Regions from separate parts of the Homo sapiens genome. Here region 1 is linked to region 2. Evidence: chromatin loops called from intact Hi-C (ENCODE). Cell type or tissue: PC-9. All regions are shown on one strand.

Evidence for each region. Hi-C counts contacts between places; a loop is a spot of excess contacts. Peaks named below come from ENCODE experiments on the same cell type or tissue, not always from the same donor. Only the 100,000 strongest peaks of a DNase experiment are listed, where the experiment ranks them.
Region 1: it touches region 2 in a loop (17-fold over the local background); 92 of 110 quality-filtered maps call a loop at or near these places.

What each region holds. Positions count from the first base shown.
Region 1 is chr3:17,838,339-17,846,338 of GRCh38, forward strand. No RefSeq gene overlaps it. Among named protein-coding and RNA genes, the nearest start is that of TBC1D5, 100 kb to the left of the region's middle. In PC-9, CTCF peaks have their summits at 3,074 (motif pointing left) and 3,282; no DNase peak of the experiment used is centred here.
Region 2 is chr3:17,428,158-17,436,157 of GRCh38, forward strand. It overlaps TBC1D5 (TBC1 domain family member 5), which reads right to left. Exons shown (of 23, transcript NM_001349074.2): 4 at 293-362. Among named protein-coding and RNA genes, the nearest start is that of TBC1D5, 310 kb to the right of the region's middle. In PC-9, CTCF peaks have their summits at 3,005 and 3,204; no DNase peak of the experiment used is centred here; H3K27ac peaks cover 1,312 bases.

The sequences.
Region 1 (8,000 bases), 410 kb after region 2:
CTTAATAATACACACAGCCCAACACCTACAGCTGTCTTCCTTGCACATACTAAAGAGATCTTGGAGATAGTATATCACAGTGTTTAAGGACACAGTAGGTAGATCAAACTATTTTGACTTATATCCCAGTTTATTACTTACTATCTCTGTCTGTGTCTTGGGCAAAATTTGTAAACTCTCTGTGCCTCAGTTTCCTCTACTGTAGAATGGGGATAATAATAATATCATACCTCACAGGATTTTTGTGATAATGTAATACACTTGAGACAGTGCAAGACAAATAGAAAGCATTAGAGAAATATTAGTTATGATGTTATTAACCAGTCTAAGAAATGTCAAATCTCAAATTATGGTATCTTTTTTCTTTCAATTGTTCTTCATTTTTTCAACAAAGATTCGTCATCAGCTACCTACAAGCCAGGCATTGTGAAACGTAGTGGAGATATGACAGAGAGTGGAGAATGAGGAGAAAGATCCAATCTTTTTTTTTTTGAGACAGGGTCTCACTCTGTTGCCCAGGCTGGAGTGAAGTGGCATGATCGTGGCTCACTGCAGCCCTGACTTCTGGGGCTCAGGTGAAGATCTGCTCTTTGCCTGTATGATGCTTAGAGGGGGAGAAAGACATAAAACAAATTTTCAAGTAATTAATTAGCCACAATTGTGATGAGCGTCAGAGGGTCAGTGAAATTTCCCCCAGAAAATCTGAAGCTGAGCCCTGAAGGATGGGTGAGGGTTGCCAAACAAGAAGGTGAGGGCAAACGTTATAGGAGAGAGAAGAGCATGTGTAAATACCCTGATGGCTGAGGGCTTGGTGCTTTGAAGGTGCTGAAAGAAGACCAGTGTGGGTGAGGGGGCAAGACAAGACTGAACTTTATCCCAGGGGTATTGGACAGCCACTGAGGGGTTTAAGCAAGAATGGGAAGTGAGTTGTTTTTTAAGGAAAGATTCCTCTAGCATAAGGAGGGAGGAATGGATTGGAGGGTGCCAGAGATGCTGCAAGGAGGCCGGTGGTTGTAGCCGCAGTCTGGGAGAGATGGAATGGTGGCTTGGGTTATGGTATGGGAAGACATGGAGAGAGGCTGGTGAAACTAAAGTATTGGGACTTGGTGAGATATGGGGCAGGAGACAGAGGGAAGTGTCAAGGATGTATCCTCTGAGGCAATTTGCTTCAATAAAGAGCAACTAGAAGCAGCAGTTTTGGGGGAAGATCTTAAGTTCAGTGGAGTATGAGGGACCTGTGGGATGTCAAAGAAAATACATAGATTGGGCGGTTGGTCATGTAAACATGGACAGCAGAGAGCAAGAGACAGACCTCTCCAATAAAGGGATTGCTTGGTAAGCGTATAGTAACTGAACTGAAGGAAATGGATACAGTTATCCAGGCTGACTTTAGACAAGAAGGTCTAGGATTGAGCCCCACAAACCACCAGCATTTATAAGTCCTAGGAGGACCAGGCCTTAAAGGAAGAATGGCCAGATGGACGAGGCTGGGATGTCACAGAAGGTAAGGAAAGAGGGAGCGTCCAGATGTAGGAGGGGGTCAACTACGTCAAACAGAATGGGAACTGAAAGGTGTCTATTTGACTTGGCTATAGAAGGGTGTTTGTTGACCCTTGTGAGAATAGTTTTTGAGGAAAAGTGGCTTGTGGAGAGAGTAGGAAATAAGAAAATGGAAATCATGAGGTTAAACATATTTGGCTGTGCAGTAGCAAAGTAGAAAAAAGAGGATAGTTACAGGGTGACATAGGGCCTAAGGGGGGTGGTTATTTATAGAAGAGAGAGTTGCACATGTTTTAAAAATGATGGAGAAAATCAGGGAAGAGAAAGAAGTAGAAGCTACCGTGAAGAGGGTGTGTTGATGGTGGGAGTTTTTGAGGAAGCAGGAGGAGGAAACCATAGCAGAGCTGGAGGGTTTGGCTTCAGACAGCCATAGAAAGTACAGGCAGCTCCTCTATTGTAACAGGAGGTCAGGGGGATGGGGTGGGTGCAGATGCTGGTGGGTTTGTAGGTTTGGTGCGGGAAGTTGAGAGGTTTCTGTCTGGTGGCTTCTATTTTCTCTGTGAAGGAGTAGGCAAGGCCATCTGTTGAGTGTGATAGAGTAGGCGTGAAGGTTAGAGATTTGAGGAAAATGAAGATGGTTTGAAATAGTCTTTGAGAGCGGAAGAGGGAGGCAAGCAGAGAAATGTAACATGGTTATTGTGCACAGTCAAGAATCCAGATGAGCCTAGCGACTGAATTTCCAAAGGTATAGATGTGTGTCAGCCCCTGCTCCCCAGGCTGATACTAGCTGGGACACAGACACACAAGGGTCATTTACAACACAGTGTGAGGTGAGAGGTACAGGGCATGATGAGAGTTCAGAGGAGGGAGGCTTCTTACTTGGGACCTAAAGATAAGTAATCATTGGCCAGATGAAGAGATGGAGGAAGAGTGTATCAGCAGAGAGAGCACATGTGAATAGGCCGAGAGGCGCAGGGAAACACAACTCCCTTGCGGGGCTGAAGGAAGTTCACAGGTGGAGCAGAGGGTGTGAGGGAGTGGGGGATGCCCGTGGGAGTGAGTGCCTAGAAGAGAAGCTGGAGAGGACGAGAGTGGGCAGCTTAAATATGACCTAAGCTAGTGGATTGCCAGGTGTGGTTTCTGGACCAGTGGGAACTGGCAGCATCACCAACACCCAGGAATGTCAGAAGTGCAAAGTCTCAGGACCACCCAAGACCTAATCTATCAGAAACTCCGGGAGTGAGCCCAATGAGCTGTGTTTTACCAAGCCCTCCAAGTAATGCTGATGCGCATCAAAGCTTGAAAAAGTGTTTCAAGCAATGGGGAGCCATTGATTAGCCTTTTTAGCAGGGGAATGACATATCGGGGAGCAGGTTTATAAAAGTTTCTGACCACGGTGTGGAAAATGGTAGGTTCTGTTTGTGGATTCCAGACAGACAGCTCAGCAGGGCTAATCCCTCAGCTGTGTTACTGACGCTGGAGCTGGGTCTTTCTGTCAATGTCTCCAAGTTGACCAGAAACACTCGCCCCCTAGGAAGCTGCCTGATGCGCACCTCTCCAACAGCTCTCTGCTGCCCCCGTCTGTCCACAGACCGCACTCACGGTTCCCCAGCCCACGCTTCCCAGTCCTTGATTGGTGCAGTTTCAGCATTATCCTGACTTTGGACCCTCAGCTTTGTCAGAGAGGTGGGCTTGGCTACTGTCAATATATACATGAGTTAGACACTATCATTGGACATTCTTTTAATGGATGTTCTAGAAAGCCCAAGAAGAGCACCAATTAAGCAGTTACCTTGAGATGGCTTTGAGGCAAGCTTTGCAAATTTTGAGATGAAGCTGTTCCTTATATTCTCTTGCATTTCCAGAAAACATGTTTTTTTTTTTTTTTTTTTGATATAGAATACTGAAATTTCTCCTGAAAATCTCTTTCAGGGTCTGAAGGCAACCTGTAAGAAAAAAGGAATCTATTTGAAGGCTTTTTCTTCAAGATAATGAAGAATGTGACATTAGAACACCTGGTATGGAATGATTCCATCAAATCCTACCACCCATACCTCCCTTTACAATTAAATTTTCTTGGTGGTTTGGCTAATCTGCACTTCATTTCATTTGGAGATGTATAGAAGGATGATTTTCCTACCAGCACAGATTGGATTGGCATAGCTGCTAAAAGATCATAGAATCATTTTAGGGAGAGTGACATAGGCTGCCTTACATCCAATGATAACAATTCAAAGTAGTATAATGTCTCCTAAACATGAGCAAGGCCATATCTCCCAGGTTGAATGCCCCAAAGATGGGGTTGCATCGGATTTGGAATCATCCAGGGCGGAGTTGTAATCTGGTTGTGTGACTTTTGGCAAATTACTTAACCTCCCTGGGCCTTCATCTTCTCTTTTGTAAAATGTGTTGTTGTGATGATTAGATAGAATAACATAATCTAAGGTACTTAGGAGATCAGTAATTATTAATTTTTGTTGTCTGTTAGTATGTGATCGAAACTTCAGCCTTTGAATATTTCTCTAATTACTTACCAATTCAATTTATCAAAAATATTCCCCCTTTTCTTGAGCTCTTATTTCATTCTTATATGACTCCTTGTGTAGTGTATATATATCACAGAGAATATGTAGGCCATCAGCAACTTTACCATGTGCCACAACTGTACACCCACACACATACCTGTATTCATGGCCATTCTTACATCTTTCTCTTGTGTCTCAGAGAAGCATGGTGGGATTAGAATCTCCCCTACCCCTCCCTATTTTTAAACTTCAAAAGGAGCTCTCTTTCCACTACATTCTACATTAAGCTAAGAAATAGTGTCTGAGAAGCCTAAGAATTCCATGCTTATAATGTACATTGTAGTACTTTCATTGCGCTAATAATGATGAGTCACTGAAGACAGGATAATAAGAAATGGAACCCTGGAAAGGTTAGTAGGACAGCTCTAGAATATACAATGACTATGGTCAAGATTTATGGTAGATTCTACTCTCCCCAAACTAGACATCTCAGTGTGGACCTTCACTCTAAACTTGCTTTATTCCTTCTCTCAATATGCATATATTGATGACATTATTTTTAAAATTAGTACTGCAAACTATGATGTGAGATGATATATGATAGTTTATGGTAAGTGTCATATCAGAGATTTGAGGAGTAGGGGGGTGGTTAAAGAATCAGTAGGGGCCGGGCACGGTGGCTCATGCCTGTAATCCTAGCACTTTGGGAGGCTGAGATGGGTGGCTCATGTGAGGTCAGGAGTTCAAGACCAGCCTGGCCAACATGGTGAAATCACGTCTCTGCTAAAAAAAAAAAAAAAGACAAAAATTAGCAGGGCATGGTGGCAGGCACCAGTAGTCCCAGCTACTCCGGAGGCTGAGGCAGGAGATTTGCTTGAACCCGGGAGGCAGAGGTTGCAGTGAGCTGAGATCGAGCCACTGCACTCCAGCCTGGGTCATAGAGCAAGACTCCGTCTCAAAAAAAAAAAAAAAAAAAAAAAAAGGATCAGTAGGAGGAAGAGGACATTTGGGCCCAGAGTAATCAAACAAAGCTATCAGCTATACCCAGGACCGCTATACCCAGGACACTGAATCATAAATTTTAGGAAGGAGACAGGACTTGTTAGGTCATAACAACTGGGGAGAATTCTGATAGGTGGAGTGACAGGGGAGAATATTCCAGGTAGAAACATCGTGAGCAAAGCCATGGAAAGGTGCATCAACTAGCTATGACTGAGGGACAGTGGGTATACCTGTTTGGCTGGAGGGGAGTGGTAAGATAAGTACTGTAGCAAAAGTACATTGAGTTTGATATGGTTTGGATGTTTTCCCCTCCAAATCTTATGTTGAAATGTGATTCCCAGTGTTGGAGGTGGGGTCTGGTGGGAGATGATAGGATCATAGGAGCAGATCCCTCATGAATGGTTAAGCACCATTCCCTTGGTGATAAATGAGTTTTTGGTCAGTTAGTTCATGTGAGATCTGGTTGTTTAAGAATCTGGGACTGCTCCCTTCTCTCTCTCTTGCTCTTGCTCTTGTCATGTGATGTACCTGCTCCCTCTTTGCCTTCTGCCATGAGTGGAAGCTTCTTGAGGTCCTCACCAGAAGCAGATGTTGGTGTCATGCTTGCATAGCCTGCAGAATCATGAACCAATTCTATTATTTCTTTTCTTTATAAATTACCCAGTCTTTAGGTTTTTCTTTTTCTTTCTTTCTTTCTTTTTTTTTTTTTTTTTGAGATGGATCCTTGCTCTGTTGCCCAGGCTGGAGTGCAGCAGCGCAATCTCAGCTCACTGCAAGCTCCGCCTCCCAAGTTCACGCCATTCTGCTGCCTCAGCCTCCAAAGTAGATGGAATTACAGACATGCGCCACCACGCCCAGCTACTTTTGTATTTGTAGCAGAGATAGGGTTTCACCACATTGGCCAGGCTGGTCTTGAACTCCCAACCTCAGGTGATCTGCCCGCCTCGGCCTCCCAAAATGCTGGGATTACAGGTGTGAGCCACCATGCCCGGCCTTTAGGTATTTCTTAATAGCAATGCAAAAATGACCTAACACCATTAGATTGAGAAATAGAAGAGGAACTTGGGAGCCAGTGGGCATTTTTGAATAGGAAAATGACATAATACAATGTGATTAGAAATATCAACCAGTTTTCTGGGTATCAGCTAGGAGAACAGAAAGAGGTAGGTAGGCTCATTAGGAGGCTTTGCTAGAGTTCAAGCATGAGTTACAAAGGCTGTGTACAGATAAGCACAGTGTACAGGGAGGAGGTGGAACCAAGAGAATCCTCAAGGCCTGGTGAGGCCCTGGAGAAGGATGGGTGAGGAGTCATAGAGATGGTGTGGTAGGCAGCTTCAAAGATGGCCTCCAATGATCCTTGCCTCTTGGTGTTCATGCCTTTGTATAATCCTCTCCCATTGTGTGGGCTGGACCTAGTTACTTGGCAAAAGTGATGGGATGTGATAATACTTTTGAGATTAGGTTACAAAAAGACCCTGGTTTCTGTGTTGCTCAACCTCTTTCGCACTCTCACTTGTTCACTGTCAAGGAAGATGAATTCCATGCTGTGGATTGTCCTACAGAGAGGCTCACGTGGTAAAAGGACTGAGGGTTCCCCCTGGCCAACAGTCAGCAAGAAACTGAGTTTTCAGTTCAATAACCTTTAAAGAGCTGAATTCTACCAATAACCTGGTGAATGAACTTAGAAGTGCTCAAGTTCCCCACTCAAGGAAGTGGAGCCTTGAGATGACTGCAGTCCTGGCTAATTCCTCGATTACAACCCTGTGATTATAGCCTTGTGCTGCATAATAAATTACCCTACAATGTCGTGACTGAACACATATTTTATTATTTCACAAGTTTCTGTGCGTGGGAAATCTGGGTGTGGCTTGGCTGGGTCTTCTGGCTCTGTGAGGAGGCAGCAGTCATATCAAGGCTTGACTGGGAAGGATCCACATCCTAGTCTCCTCATGTGGTTGTTGGCAGAATTTAATTCTCTGTGGGTGCTTGGACTGAGGCCCCCAGTGTCTCACAAGCCATTGGCCAGAGGCTCCCCTTGGTTCTTTGCTATGTGAGCCTCTCCATAGAGTCTGTCACACTGTGGCAGATTGATATATCAGAGCGAGCAAGTGAGAAGACAAGAGAGAAAAGTTCTACTGAGAGAGAGTACTAGCAAGATGGAATTACCCAGTTTTTTGTAACCTTATCACAGAAATGATGTCCCACTACCTTTGCTGTATTCTTCATTAGAATATGCTAGAATGTGTTAGTCACTAGGTCCAGTCCACACCCAAAGGGAGGAGATTTTACAATAGTGTCAATACCAGGGGGTGAGGATCAATGGGTACCATGTCAAAAGCTGCCTACCACATCGACAGATATTTATTGCAATTTTTGTTGTCTTCCCAAAGGGCTTTAACCTCTGAGAGGGGGCTAGTGATTTGTTCATAATAAAAGGGCTTAATGAACATTTGTTTAAAAAATGAGAGGATGTTTGCAAAGACTATTAGAGGTCTAAAGCATTATTTAGACTTAGATGTTAACACATCGATGGTCTGCTCAATTGGTCAGCAGTTTAATGGGGGAAATACCTAGCTGCTTTGACAAAATTCTGACCTTAAGTACAAAAGCCTAGTTCACTTCGTTGGATGTAAGAGCCAACTTGTGCAGCTGTGCCATGTATAAAAGTGCCTGGTATGAGTGGGTACTTAAATCCTGTCCATATTCCATTCCACTCACCAAGCTGTGTCCCCTGGCACAAGGCTATGTCAGTCTAGAGGAAGGGGTGTGTTTTTGAAATTATCTACCCAGAGGGGATACTTTTTTTATAAGCAGCACATCCCATCTGTGATCCTCTAGGGAAGTGTCAACCTTCATCTCCCTCCTCTTGTTTGCTTTCACCTGCTCTACCTGAACTATACCCTCCAAAATGGGCTTGAGGCAATGAGGGGGACAATGTCCCATGCCATACCTGACTTCCTCTCCAGCTGCTGC
Region 2 (8,000 bases):
TACATGTGCATTCATTCCAATTACCCTACTATTGGCTAACAACAGATACTGCAGTAAGTGCATTTACTCAAAAATTTAGAATATTATATTTTTCTGTATCTTATTAATTACAGAAAATAACATAACACAATATTGTTTACATTGGTCACCTTGTTAAAACACAAGTAGTGGTTCCTTACTATTCTAGATCAAAACCCTATATAATTATATATCTTATACATTATCTTATAATATTATATGTGTGTGTGTGTGTGTATATATATATATATATATATATGTATTCATCACCTACCTATAGGAATTAAAAGTCCCTTCAGAGTCTAAAGTAGAACTTGTTCTTCTTCCATTTTTATTTGAATCTCCTGGAGAAAAAAATTACGACACTGAAATAATGGAGATAAACTGAATATTTCAGTTGAAAAACTGTGTGAAAGCTCTACGCAATATATTAGCCAAAAAGCATACATCCTCTCCCCCTTCCCCAAATTATCTTTTGTACTCAAAGCTTTTTAGGTAGAAAACTCATTTTGATACCAAAATATAAACCAATGCCAATCCTAGACTGGACAGTAACAGTACCAAAGTAATTGCTATCAGGAACAAATGAGGCACAGTACAAACATTTTCTTCTTATGAATTACAGACAAAACTAAAATTATAAACCAGTGTTTATAAAGAAAGGAAATTTTCTGTTAATGACTAAGTCACCCATCCTGATCAGTGGCACTGTCAAAAGAGAACAGGCAGAGAGCCGACCTGGATGATTTTCCAGGTCCTAGTTTGATGCTCTCTAGGAATTTAGTAAACAGAGGTAAAATAAAAAGCCAACTTGAGAGGTAGTGATTAATTAATGAGATTTTAATATGCCTTACTTAATATTCTTTACAAAACTTTATCTGTTAACTTTAGGTTTCAACTGTCAAAAGTTCGGCAATTTAAAACATGAAAAAGGAACAACATCAAAAGGTATTTGTCTTCTATAATAATATCAAACATTTAGAAAAAAAATTTTTACTCAAAAATCTATCATATTCATAAAATCACATTTAGAACAAATTATACATATCAATTTAAAGACTACAGAATAAAAGTAAATGTACTAAAGTTGGAAAAAATGCTTACCAATGCCCCGTTGTTATATATTCTTATTGATTGAAATTTCATAGTTCAATTTTTTTAAATATATACTTCAAAGTACAGCTTTTATGAAACCATAGTATACCACTATTAAAAATGTCATTTGTTCTTCAAAACAAATTAAAAGTTTAGAATCTGATTATATTTTATACTCCTAATTTATATAATGTAACTTTCAAACATCAGGTTGTATTTGATTTTTATAATATTTACAGCTTAATATAACAATGATTTAATCCAATTTTATACTTTTAATATACTTTGAACAACCGAAGGTGCAATAGGAAATCATCACAGTGGTCGTGGATAAGTCAAACAGTAATTACAGAGCTTTCACTTTAAAGATGAGATTATTTTTAATTATTGAGTATAGTATCTAAGGTACTATACTTATATAATTATGCTACTCATTAAATGGTGACTGAATGCTGAAATGTAATTTTAATGACAGCTACCTATCTTTCTTTACACATTTTATAGCTGACAGATAGTAAAGAACACTGGTTCTTTTTTGAGAATTTGGTGAGATATGTGCAGCTGTGCCAGTGTTCAGGAGAAGTGGACTGAGCCTGCTTATTAAACTTTCAACTCTACTCTTTTTTCAAAATATTGTTCCAGTTTATTTTGTTTTTTGAAAAAACAAAAAATCCTAAAATGGATTACAACACTTAAAAATGGTGACAATTTATAGAAGAAAATAATCCAAAAACATATAAATGTTTAAAATTAACCTAGCTAGGTATAAGTTGCTAATTCTTTGAAAACATGGGTATGGTATTACTCATACAGCACCCTTCATTTTCTTTTAAAAATTAATAATATTATAATAAACTAAAAAGATGTAAGGAAAATTAGTCTCTGTCTTGCTAAATGAAAATTTCCTACAACACATGTTATTTAACAGCTTGCAGACATTTCCTGTGAAACGTTCCATAATCAGCATAGAATAAGTACTATATTATACATTTAAAATATGAGCTTCTTTCTCGTTAAAACTAAAGATTATGATTAAACATGAAAAATAACACCAATAGAATAGTTCTTCCTTTAAGGTGATATTTATCAGATCAAATATAAAATCCTTCAAATAATTAAGAGAATTTGGCTTTATAAACAACCAGGTTTTATCATATTATAAAGGTTTTATTTAATTTAAAACTGTTTCCAAATGAAACTATCACATTAAATGTAACTTTCAAGGTGCAAAAAAATGGTAATAGGGAAAAAAAAAGCAGTTTTTCTTTCTCAAAAACATAGCAAATAAGGAGTACAATTGTTTCACTAACAATATTAGAGAAAAGATTTCAGAGTTGGCTATATGGGGAAAAGGCAATAAAGTTTTGAAGCGGGAAAAACGCTTTGTTCCCTCAATCCTCTAGTTGAAATTAATTATGGCAAATGTTTATGAAAACATCTGTTCCTTACAGTTATAAACTCTTAATTTTAGTATGGACGATCCCAGACTCTTATTTTGGAAGGAAACTGTCTGACTATGGAAAGGTTTACAAAAGAACAGACAGAATCTGTAATTCTGTAAAATTGTGTATACAATGTGCTACATCCTGTAGAGATTTTCCTTGGTGTGAAACATTTGGAGAGGCTTAATACCAGTAACTAGGAGAAATCAAAGACAAACAGAAAGGCTCATTTTTCATTTAAGCTATAATATGATAAAAAACATATCTGTAACACCAGAAAACAACTTCCGCCAGTTTGGGAAATAAACAAGTGTTACTTTACTACTGAATCTAATTTGGAGGTAAGTATAATAAAATAAGTATTAATTTTATAAGGGATTAAAGTAAATGAAATGACAATACAATCATGGGAACGTATATGTAGTGTTTCCCAAAAATAACAACAGAGGGTGCAAGAGAGTTTACTATGATGTTTTTACTTGCTATTCTGATCCTTGAACTAAGTTGTCAGGTAGCCGTAACTGTAACAAAGATGCATCATACACACACATACAAATACAGTATTAATGTAATCTTACACAAAGACTATTAAATGGTCAAACAGCACAAATATCTAAAATGTGGTTTAAGATAATAGGCTTCCTCTTACCTGAAAATAATTTAACTAATCTGCAATTTTTAGAATACAGTTGTAACTTTAAAGGTATTTCAATATCTAATGTAAAGTAACCAGTAAAAGAATCTAGATGTCTTTATTGAGTATATTTTGAATACATGCATGAATTATATAAAATAAATAACATATGTGTAACTATATATTTATAACATTGTACAACATATATCTATAAGAACAATTCATCAATTACTTGTGACCGTAAGTTTGAAATTTATATAACATTCATTTCTCATTAATTGGTATGCAACTTTCCTAATGGGTTCATAATATTCAATGAAAATAAATTGCTGATTTGCAAAAATATGCTGATAGTTACATTGGCTTAAATTATAAGAAAATGCATAATATTGCTTAATAGTAATTTCTAACATGTGTATCTAACTTACTAAGCCAGAAAGGATAACTGTGACTTAAATTTCAAAACAGAATGAATGGAATTTCAGACTCCCTTTTAGCTTTAACTGAAGTCATGTTTAACAAAGGGCATTTTTGGTTCCATCTGTGCACTGTTGAAATCTTTCTAAAGGGAGGTTTACAATAGATTTCTGTAGTATTTTTTTATACACAAACATCTAGTTCATGAAGAGAGAACCAGAGATTTTTAAACTAGGTTAAGTTAAAAACAGCCAGAATAACACTATAAATAATCACGCCTACTCAAATGTGTCTTCAGTTTACATGTGAAAACATCAAGTTTTAGACTATCACATCACACTAGGTATGAATTCTGAAAAGTATTACATAATAAAGAAAAGGTTTTATCTTTGAATCATTAGAGAACTGTCAACATACACAGTCTGGGTGGGGTATTTAATAGTAAGATGGGGAAAAATGACTTGGTTCAAACTAAGATGAAAACAAAGCTATGAGTTTAGTGTAAAGACCTGAAAGCCTTTGTGTCTTTTAAAGGAATTAGTATATACCAATGAAATGTTTTAGTTAACTTTAAAATCCTTTAAAAAAATGATTTTTAAAAATCTATGAATAAAGTATATTCATGTGTTGACACACAGTGAAGGCAAAGCATAATGACTCAGCATTATCCATAAAGTAGCCACATCATTTGTGAAATCAGGCTAACCATTAGCCACCCCAAGCTAATTACTTATGCTAAAAATCCAGGACCACTCATTAGATCTAAGAGCCAGTGCTGAAGTCAACACAGAAAAAAATGTGTCAATTTTATAATTTTCAATTTTCTTTATTATTGTTAATGTACTTACATTCCAGTGATTTAATAGTCATATTTAGTTCTCTAAATAATGTCTTAAAAAATCTGTATTGTAGATAATGAAAACTCAAACGTAAAATAGAAATTCATAAGAAGTCTTAAATAAAAAACATTTTCAAGTGGACATTTTAATTTGAGAAAAGGATGCTTTGTTATCAAAGGTTCCTATTAAACCTTTCATAGAATTCTTAAAAACAAAAGACAGAAAGCAGCATGACATCAGCAAGATGGCAGAGTTTGAAACTCCAAGTAGTACATGTCCTCCCACAGAAACACTGAAAAACAAAAAGTAACTTTTAGGACTTTGTAAAAGCTGTAATAAACAGTCAAAAATGTTCCAAAGCAAAATGAACACTGAATCAAGAAAAAAGGCAACTTAAAAATTTCGTGGTGTTTACACTTGCCCTTGCCCCACCCACCCCATCCCTGGCACTGTAGCAGTCTGGAAGAGGGTAGCTACTTTCCCAGGGTGGGAGTCTGGTACTTAGTTCTCGAAGGGAAGAGGGTACCATGTTAGCAAATTGTTGTGCATATATGTTCTACCCTGTGTAAGGGCCACCTGAAAGATGACACAAGGTGCCTTTCTCTGTTCCGGCTACTTTAGAAGAAGCAGCGGACATGAATAGAACATACAACAAGCCAAACTAAACACCCGATATACAGTCCATTCTCACGCTGCTATAAAGCACTGCCTGAGACTGGGTAATTTAAAAAGGAAAGAAGTTTAATTGACTCGCAGTTCCACATGCCTGGGAAGGCCTCAGGAAACTTACAATCATAGCAAAAGGGGAAACAAACATGCCCTACCTCATATGATGGCATGAAGGAGAAGTACAGGGCAAAACAGGGAAAAGCCCCTTATAAAACCATCAGATCTCATGAGAACTCACTATCACAAGAGCAGCATGGGGGTAACCGCCCTCATGATTCAATTACCTCCAACTGGGTCTCTCCTGTAACACCTGGGGATTATAAACCTATATTTCAATATGAGATTTGGGTGGGGGCACGGCCCAACCATATCACTGTACCCCCTCCCAAATCTCATGTCTTTATAATTCAAAACACAGTCATGCCTTCCCAACAGTCCTGCAAAGTCTTAACTCATTCCAGCATTAACCCAAAAGTCCAAGTCCAAGGTCTTATCTGAGAAAGGCAAGTCCCTTCCTCTATGAGCCTGCAAAATCAAAAGCAAGTTAGCTACTTCATAGATACAATGGGGGTACAGGCATTGAGCAATACACCCGCTCCAAATGAGAGAAACTGACCAAAACGAATGGGTACAAGCCCCATGCAAGTCCAAAATCCAAGAGGCAGTAATTAAACTGTAAAGTACCAAAATGATCTACTTTGACTCCATGTCTCACATCTATGTCACACTGATACAAGAGGTAGGCTCCCACGGCCTTGGGTAGCTCTGCCCCTGTGGCTTTGCAGGGTACAGCTCCCCTCCCGGCTGCCTTCACAGCTGGCGTTGAGTGTCTGCAGCTTTACCAGGTGCACAATGCAAGCTGTCACTGAATTTACCATTCTAGGGTCTGGAGAACAGTGGCCCTCTTCTCACAGCTCCACTAGGCAATGCCCCAGTGGGGACTTTGTATGGGGACTCCAACCCCACATTTCCCTTCCACACTGCCATAGCAGAGGTTCTCCATGAAGGCCCTGTCCCTACAGCAGACTTCTGCCTGGACATCCAGGTGTTTCCATATATCATCTGAAATCTAGGCAGAGATTCCCAAACATCAATTCTTGTCTTCTGCACACCCACAGGCCCAACACAATGTGAAAGCTGCCAAGGCTTGGGGCTTGCACCTTCTGAAGCAATAGCCCAAGCTGTACACTGGATTCTTTTAGTTACAGCTGGAGCTGAAGCAGCTGGGATCCAGGGCACGGCCCAACCATATCACTGTACCCCCTCCCAAATCTCATGTCTTTATAATACCTGAGGTCTTTATAATTCCTGAGGTCTTTATAATTCCTTTATAATGTCCTGAGGTTGCATAGAACAGGGGGGCCCTGGGCCCAGCCCACAAAACCACTTTTCCCTCCTAGGCCACCCGACCTGTGATGGAAGGGGCTGTGGTGAAGGTCTCTGACATGCCCTGGAGACATTTTCCCCATTGTCTTGGTAATTAACATTCCACTCCCCGTTACTTCTGCAAATTTCTGCAGTGGGCTTGTAATTCTCCCCAGAATTTTTTTCCCCCTACTACATTGTCATCCTGCAAATTTTCCAAACTTTTATACTCTGCTTCCTTTTGAATGCTTTGTTGCTTAGAAATTTCTTCCACCAGATACCCTACATCATCTCTCTCAAGTGCAAAGTTTCACCGATCACTAGGGCAGGGGCAAAATGCCACCAGTCTGTTTGCATAGCAAGAGTTAACTTTATTCCAGTTCCCAAAAAGTTCCTCATTTCCATCTGAGACAACCTCAGCCTGGACTTTATTGTCCATATCACTATCAGCATTTTGGTCAAAGCCATTCAACAAATCTCAAGTTCCAAACTTTCCCACATCTTCCTACCTTCTGAGCCCCCCAAGTCTCTAGGAAATTCCAAACTTTCCCACATTTTCCTGTCTTCTTCTGAGCCCTCAAAACTATTCCAACCTGTGGCTATCAACCAGTTCCAAAGTCTCTTCCACATTTTTGGGTATCCTTATAGCAGCACGCCAATCTCTGTGGTACCAATTTACTGTATTAGTACCTTATCACATTGCTATAAAGGACTACCCAAGACTGGGTAATTTATAAAGGAAAGAGGTTTAATCAACTCACAGTTTCGCATGGCTGGGGAGGCCTCAGGAAACTTACAATCATGATGGAAGGGGAAGCAAATATGTCCTTCTTCATATGGCAGCAGGATGGAGAAATGCCAATTAAAAGGGGGAAAAGCCCCTTAGAAACCATCAGATTTTGTGAGAACTCACATAATATCACAAGAACAGCAGCATGGGGGTAACTGCCCCCATTATTCAATTACCTCCCACCAGGTCCCTCCCATGACACATGGGGATTATGGGAACTACAATTCAAGGTGAGATTTGGGTGGGGCCACAGCAAAATCATATCACTCACAGATGCCTGCGGCAAAAGACTGCAATTGAAACATAAGATAGACCACCTAAGGCCTGGGAGCAAAAGCTGGTGAGGATTTCTTTGGGAAATTAGGACATTCAAAAGCATCCATGTGTATTGGAGAGATGTAGAAGGCCGTGTGTGTGCCTAGAGCAATATGCATGATCAGAAAGTAACTGAGAAGACCCTAAGCTTCCACCAAAAGCTGATCACTATATGAGGACTGCAAGCGTGGCTAAATGTTAAAGAACTACTGTGGCACAGAGCCAGTCTGCAAAGACAGGAAGAGGTTTCGAATTTTTAGGGTGGGGGTCTATATAAATACAAAGTGCTTTTAGCTTTTAAGAGAACAAATACACTGTCCATGATCTCTGTTTGAAGTATTTCCAGGAGTAAGCCTTACTGAATTGGTAAAATTAAACTGACAGATTCAGTTTAATGAAATCAGGAACTAGAGGCA